Linked DNA regions of Homo sapiens: region 2 is linked to region 1. A link is a loop called in an ENCODE intact Hi-C map of the cell type or tissue named here. Cell type or tissue: gastrocnemius medialis. All regions are shown on one strand.

Region 1 (4,000 bases):
ATAGCTTCAACGAGATTGGAGATTGGAAGCTCCTGGAGATGAGAGGCTGGGAGTAGCTGACACCATGATTGGACACTTCAGCAGTTTTAAAACATGTCCATGAGTTCTTTAACACTCCCCACATCCAGAGGAGGTATCTAAATGCCCTGCCCTTGAATCTGAGCTGATCTTAGTGATTGGTGGACAATAGAAAAGGTCACTTGGTAGGTCAAAAAGGATAATTTGGGCCGGGTGCAGTGTCTCACACCTGTAATGACAGCACTTTGGGAGGCCGAGGCGGGCAGATCACTTGAGGTCAGGAGTTCGAGACCAGACTGGGCAACATGTTGAAACCGCTTCTCTACTAAAAACACAAAAATTAGCCAGGCGTGGTGGCGGGCGCCTGTAATCCCAGCTACTCTGGAGGCTGAGGCAAGAGAATCGCTTGAACCCGGGAGGTGGAGGTTGCAGTGAGCTGAGATCACGCCACTGCACTCCAGCCTGGGCGACAGAGTGAGACTCCATCTCAAGAAAAAAAATAAAATAAAATAAAGAATCATTCAGCCTCAACCTTACTCTCTTGGGACACTCATCTTTGGAGTCCTGAGTGGCCATGTGAGAAGTGCAAGGATGAGATGCCGTGAGGAAGTTCAGATTACATGGAGTGACCCCATGCAGGGGTTCCAGTTGACAGCCCCAGCTGAGGTCGCAGCCATGGCCAACATCAACCAGCAGACATGAGAGTGAGGCAGCCTCAGTGATGACTCCAGCCTTGGCCTCCGCCAGACCTCATCTTTATCCTCAAGAAAGACTGTGTGGGAACCACCCAGCTGATCCCAGTCAACACTCAAAACAATGACAGATCATCATAACTTGATTTTTGTGATTTTAAGTTAATAAATTTCAGGGCGATTTGTCATGCAGAAATAGATAACTGGATTAGATATAGTTGGTTCTCAATACGTTTCTATTAAATTTCATCCAATAGCAGATAAGAGACGGCAACATTGTCTCTTGATCTTTTTCTCCCTTTTTGTCTAACTCCTTGCTCTTTTGTTCCTTGGTCAGTCTCTCCTTATATCCTTTCTCTCTCTCTCTCTCTCTCTCTCTCACTTTTTCTCTCTCTCTCTCTCTGCAAATTCAGAATTCTCCCCTTCTTTTGCGGCCATGGAAGCTGGAGAAAACAGATCTTCCATCCAGATAGCCAGGGCTCTCTCTCTATCTATAAAAGGCCTCTGTTTTCTCTCTTTTGGCATAAAGAAACTCAATTCCTTTGTTTTTAACTGCTCCCATTTCTCTGTTCTGTACTGACTTGATTCCTCCTTCCTGAATGATCTTTGAGTCTTCTGTGTACTTTTTAGGTTGTAAAACAAAGAACAAGACACCCTACCCCAGCGATGATCTTGGCTATAACATTACCCTCATCTGGAAAGCGCTGTTATTTTTGGCCACCTTCGGATCTTCGTGTAGCTGTTCCACCCCTCTGCTGCAGGAGCTCCGACTCACTTCCCCAGGCAGTCCAGGGGGTCTGTAGACAGCAGCTGCATGAGGAGCTTGAGTGGGAAGACAGCAAGCCGGGTGGTCAGAAGAATCTCTGTGAGGATGCGGCTTCAAATGAAGCAGTGTGGGCGGGAATGCATGAACCCTGTGGCCTGGAGGCTGCCTGGCTCGCCTTACCCAGAGAAGGAGTGACTCATAGAATGGTCGCTGAGCAGCTGATCAAGTATGGAGGCTGAGGGAGACCCAGAAACTGGACCGGAAATCTTCCCCCACCCCCAATGTGAAAGGACGTCTGTTCCATCTGCGTTGCCCCTCAGAGGTGGCCTGACCACTGCCTGAGAGTGTCACCCTGGGGCAAGCCTAGGTGGGCACGCGTCGACCGCTTCACACCCTTGCTCAAACACACAGCATCGTGCATGAGCACAGAGCTGCTTGACAGAAAGAGGAAGAAGCCAGCCCCCAGGAATGGCAAACACGTTGCGAAAAGGACCGCGTGCAGGGTTGGCCGGGTGCACTGGCAGCAGCCAGGCAATATCATCTCAGGTCAAGGAGAAAGCCCCATGGCCAAAAATAGCCGCGCTGCCCAGTTGCCACAGTGTCTAAAATTACACCATTGGAGATTTATTCCTTTGCGCACCTCACCTTTGCTGGGGGCGGGTCCGGGGAGGACCCACGAAATGTCTTCACATTAAGGTGCAAAAGGCCTGGCAGCTCCACAGAGTTATTTGGGGGCGGGAAAGGAGGGAGGTGTTGAAAGGGCAGGAACAAGGAGAGGAAGTGCTGGGAAGGGACAGCGCTGGGCAGCTTCTCCTATTTCAGAGTTTCACCCTGAAGGAGCCTAGCTGGCAGCTACATCATAAAACTGAGGCCTAAGCAATTTGCCAGTAAATTTGAACCATGCATGTAAACAATTCTAATAATTTATTCCTTGAAATGTTTCCTATCATATATTATTATGCAGAGCTGCACATGCTCTATTTCAAATTGCCTAAACGAAAAAAAAAACGTACATTAAGGGACAATTAAAAAGAATAACAAGAGGCAACATGAGGAAACAGTGTATGCATATGCCAGTCAGGCTGGAACACAGAGGGAAGCCGAAGGCAGCCAGGCAGCCCGTTGCAACCAAAGGCTTGATTTCTGGGGCAAGATTCCCTCGGAAATTCAGGCAAGGACTGTCTTTATACGTAGAAGTTTCGGTAACTTGACCCCAGCAGATTAAGCAGTAAACAAAATAAAAGCAGACAATCACTATTCGAAAGCCACATCCAGTCCGCTGCATCAATACACAACAGCTCCACTGTAAAAGTTCCTAAGACATAGATAAGAATTTCAGAAAGGTATGTCCACCCTGCTTGAGCCACCTCCGGGACAGAAAGCTAAGTCCCATGGATGCCCTGGTGGGCTTTAGGCAGGGGCAGGGATAAACTAGGGAATGGAAGGAAGCAGAACATGAGGAAGGGAACGAGGGAAAAATGAAAGAGCAGAGCCTGACACTGGGAACAGCTGGTTCCCTCAAGAATAACCACACCTCTACACCATTTGGCAGTTTAAAAAGAACTTCCACGTTAACTTTGCCTTCAAACCTCCAACTCCCATGAAGGAAGAAAGTTTACTCTCATTTTTATAAAGGAGGGTTCTGTGGATGAGAGCAATTAGGTAACTTGCCCAAGGACACACAGCTGGTAAGCTGGGGACCATGGTCAGGTCTTGAAACCCAGTCTAACTAACTACAGCCCCTGCTTTGTTTATTCCCACAGTGTTGGGAGTTACAGAACACGGGGATTCAAGAAATGATCCCCCTGAATCCACTGAGTAAATTCCTGGTGATTTTAGTAACTAAGGCTTTCCTTCTCAACCTTAATTCATTTATGCACTCAACAAATAATGATTGAGCCTCAACAACTACTGGGCATTGTTTCGGAGCTGGAGTTCACCTTCATGGAGATTTCACATAAGGGGCTCCTTGACAGCTGATGGCAACTGTCCTCTTTTCAGAGAGCCACTCCCTGACTGTGCAATGCAAATCGGCTCCAGCCACCTTTCAATCTTCCCGTAATACTTAATACCATCTGAAACCATGAGGTTCATAGATTTATTCACTATATTACTGCTTATCTCCTTCTCTAGAAAAGTAAGTCCTTCAGAAAAATGACCCAGTCTTATGTGAAGCTGACTCTCCAAAATTAGAACAGTTCTTGCACATAATAGATGCTCAATAAATATTTGTCCAATAAATGACACTGAATGCCAAGGAAAGCTTTTTACCAGTGCCTACTATGTTCATAAAATAGTGTGAGACTAATTACATAAATCATTTCATTAAATCAAGATTATATATGCCAAAATAGAAAATATATGAAGAAAATAGGGTTTTAATATTAGTGAAGAAACTGCTTGGAAGAAATAAGGGTCCATTTGTAATGCTTCTATCCTGTGCCACTTAATGCAAGAACAAGGGCTATTTTGTGACATTAAAAAGCAACAAATTTAAAACCAAGAAAAGGAAATACTTTTTAAA
Region 2 (4,000 bases), 300 kb before region 1:
TTTTCCCCTTTTATATATTTTTCCATCTTTTGTTTGTCACCTTATATTGTTTTGTTGCTTCACATACATAAAACAACCTGGCAATCACAGAACAATACCCAGCAGTTAGTTGGAGGCACATATTGACTTCACTATTAAAAGTTGAAACAATCAAGCTAAAGAATCTGTGGTGTATTTTTCTGCTACTTGCATGAGACTTTAATTTGAAAACAAATGGAAAATATCCCCTCTGAATGTAATAGCACTTTCATCGACCTTGGTTTATGTCTATACTTTTGCATTGACTGCCTAGCAGAATTCCACAGTTAGACGGAGAAATGGAAGAAAGTATTTGCCCAGCACTTTCACCTGAAAGTCCTGAATGTGTTTTATGGCCCGGGTTCCAGGTCAGTTGGCTGAGTGATGCCGACACACCTTGCTTCCCCTTGGTTTAGGTGACATCTGTCTTTCTTTTGTTCAACTTCATGATGCTGGGGCAACTGTCTAGATAGCCTCTATTTATCATCTTCTGGCACTGGGGATAGGGGAGAGTAAAGGCTATGTGCTCCCTGTCTTCATGTAGCATCCAGTCTTATCTTCTTAGAGCATATAGTCTCCCCAGAGACATGAGGATTAAACAGCCATGTAAATACATATATAATTGTAGATACCTGTAAGTATCTATAGGGCCTCTTTACCACCAGGGTTACGAAGAAATATATTATGAGGGGATCAACTTTGGATGTGGAGGCAAATGGGGAAAACCCACACTGCTTCTTCTCTATACTCACATTCAACACAGAACGCTTCTGTGACCAAATGTATAGGGTGTTTTCCTACGTCAAGCAATTCTCCAGTTCTCTGCAGACAATTAAACTTGATTCTGACACCATCTACCTGGAGATAACATCCCACCCCACAGGTTAAAGTCTCAGCCTCACAAGACTGCACACATTTCAGATGCCAATCTCAAGTCCAGGGGTTAATATGATCTTCTCCTCAGGTTTTATTATTTTGCTAGACTGGCTTACAGAACTCAAAGAAATATTTTAGTTAGATTTACTTATTAATGAGATGTAACTCAGGAACAGCCAAATGGAAGAGATGTACAGGGCAAGGTATGAGGGCAGGATCATGGAGCTCCTGCATCCTCTCTAGGCATAGCCTCCTGGCACCTTCATGCACTCAGCAACCCAGAAGCCCTCTGAACCCAGCCCTTTGGGGTTTTTATGGAGCCTTCATTATGTAGGCATGATTGATTAAGTCATTAGCCATTGATAATCAACTTAACCTTCAGCCCCTCTTCCCACTCCAGAGGTCAGGGCATGGGATGGAAAGTTGCAACTCCAATCACATGGTTGGGTCCCCTGGCAGCCAGCCTCTATCTTGAGGCTATCCAGGTGCCCCAGCCATCCATCATCTCATGAGCACACACACACACACACACAAAAATTTATCACTTCAGAGATTCCAAGGGCTTTCGGAGCTGTGAACCAGGAAACTGAGGGAAGAATGACATACATATTTCTTACCATATCATGATATCACAGGAGGTCAGGGAAGATCTCTGCGGAAAATGATGGAAATGAGATGAGGTAGTTGAATAACAGTCATCTGAGGGAGAAGTGCAGAGATAGGAAACCACCCATGAAAAAGCCCCAGGGCAGAAAAGAGCAAGAACCTTTGGGAAACAACCAAAGCAAGAAAAGTGCCCACCTGCAGGAGAAGTAGAAGGTGGAAATGAAATGATGGGCAGAGCTAGAGCTGAAAGGATCCTGTAGGTGATGGCAGAGAGGTAGGATTGTATTCCAAGAGCAATGGGAGTCCATTTAAATTATTTTAGCAGAGGAGTTACATGATCCAGTATGACTAAAGTTTGGAAGGATCTCTCTCTCTCCAGCTTCCCTTTGGAGAATGAATTGAAAGAAAGCTGGAAAATAGGTGTTAAAGCCACCTTTGATAGAGAGTGGCCTAGGTGAGAAAGAAGTGTCACTTGAAAAGTTTTAGAAAAGAAACATTTGAGACAAAATATTTCAAGGTGATTTCAAGATGGACTTGATATGGTGCTGAAGGAAAAGGACAGTTTCTAGAGAGATGCTAAGATGTCCAGTGGTGCAACCTGTGTACATGCTGAAACAGGAAACTCTAGAAGGAACATATTCAAAAGAGTATCAAGCATTTAATTATAAACACTTAAGGATTTATTTGAAATGTGAGTAGTCAGAATCAAATTCCAACTAAAGAGAGGTCTATGGGAAGAATAGGGGGATATCTCATAAAATTTGAGAAAGAAGTGATACCTAAGAAGAAGAGAACCTGGGAAGTTCAGGAAGCGGGCAGCAAGAATTCATTATCTCCCAAGAAATCTGACATTGATTTGACTCAGTTTAGCAACTCCAATTGCAAGTGCCAACTGTGGGAAAAGAGAATCCCAGATCAGTCTGGGTTGGTGCAGAGGCCCACTATTCTCCAATCAACAATGGACAGGAAAGCAGGACTTCATACTACAAATGTGGCTGCCCCAGCCTCATCCATGTAGTTTGGCAGAATCCCTAAGAGAAGACTGTAAGTCCTGAAACGGTGAGATACTTCATATGTCTTTTGTACACATATGCAATCTCTTTCAACCTTTGCAACTGAGATATATGCTGAGATTGGTGCTGTTATAACCATGTTATAGAGAAGGACAATAAGCCCAGAGAAGTTAATCCATCTCCAAGGCCACAGAAATAGTAGGTAGTGGTGCTGTAAGTTAAACCGACATCTGCAATGCCTTCAAAACCTGACGGACTCAGTCTCCACTCACTGCTTCATGAAACGCACTTTTGCAGCTGTGGCCTTGTTATAGTTTGCTGAGCACCCCAGAGAAGAGAGATTTGGTTAAGCTTAATTATGTTCTAGTTGATTTCATCAGACTTCTGGAATCTGAGATTTATGCATTTTCACAGATGGTTAACATAATGATTAGAGGGATGAAAGTGCATTTGCCCAGAGTTAAATGGAAGGTTGGTAAAGCAGCATGATCGCTTGTTTCAGGGCTTGGCCAACAAGTAGACAATACTGTTCCTTTAGGAGACCAGGAGAGTGAATCTCTCCTTTTGAAGCAGTTGTACAAATTGTCCATAGGTTTTTCTATGAACCCTGTGATAGATAGATGGGATTTATCTTGACTGAAATGGGGAGAATCAAATTATCTTCATCAACATCAGAATAAAAAGTGTGATTATACATAATAAAATACCCTCCATCATACATCATACTCCCCTTTGCATTAAATGAAGGAATTGTGAAGGGCCTGGGATAATATATTAGTTACATTACAAAGAACCCCTATACACGTGTAGTATATTCACCAAAGTTTCAGTCTGAAGAAAAGAAAATCGCTTGGATCTGTATATGTTATACCTTTCAGAGTGGACTCAAATTTAAAACAAGAGACACTTTTCAGCATTTGTTCTTACCTTGTGTTAAATGTCAAGACATTGTAGCATGTGGTAGCCTCTTTCAAGCCTCTTACTCTATTTTTTATGATATCTAAAATTTTTTTTATGTATTTCCTTGTTTATTATAAATTTCCTCTACAAGAATATAGCTTCTACAAGAGCAAGGATTTTGTTTTGTTCATTGCGTTATTCAGTGTCAAGACTAGCGTCTGACATGTGATATCCAAATGCTCAGAACATGCTTATGGAAAGAGAGAATGACTCCTCTCTGCCACCACTGAGAAGCCCTCATTCTGTGTAGATCAACTCTTTTCTAAATCCATGGCACTAGCCCCTGGTGGATCTCTCTGCCTGTGGCCTCTACCTTAAACTCAAATCTACTATGCTTTCCCCAAAGTAAGCTTTGAATCCACAAATCATATTAGAGCATTCCTTTCATTAACTAATTTTATGGCTTCATAACACTTTTAGGCACGGGCTTCCTATCATGGAATTGAAGGTCTTCTGTAATCTGGTACCAAACTAAGTCTTTCTAACTTGACTTCTCAACTCCTTGCCCACTGCTAATTTACCTATCA

Evidence for each region. A loop is a pair of places that touch in the nucleus more often than their neighbours do. Peaks named below come from ENCODE experiments on the same cell type or tissue, not always from the same donor. Only the 100,000 strongest peaks of a DNase experiment are listed, where the experiment ranks them.
Region 2: it touches region 1 in a loop (2.6-fold over the local background); 1 of 110 quality-filtered maps calls a loop at or near these places.

Annotation. Positions count from the first base shown.
Region 1 is chr15:96,283,928-96,287,927 of GRCh38, forward strand. The region is part of intron 2 of NR2F2-AS1 (NR2F2 antisense RNA 1); the gene reads right to left. Among named protein-coding and RNA genes, the nearest start is that of NR2F2-AS1, 41 kb to the right of the region's middle. In gastrocnemius medialis, no CTCF peak of the experiment used is centred here; a DNase peak (open chromatin) is centred at 1,994; H3K4me3 peaks cover 1,189 bases; H3K27ac peaks cover 2,247 bases.
Region 2 is chr15:95,982,804-95,986,803 of GRCh38, forward strand. No RefSeq gene overlaps it. Among named protein-coding and RNA genes, the nearest start is that of NR2F2-AS1, 340 kb to the right of the region's middle. In gastrocnemius medialis, no CTCF peak of the experiment used is centred here; no DNase peak of the experiment used is centred here.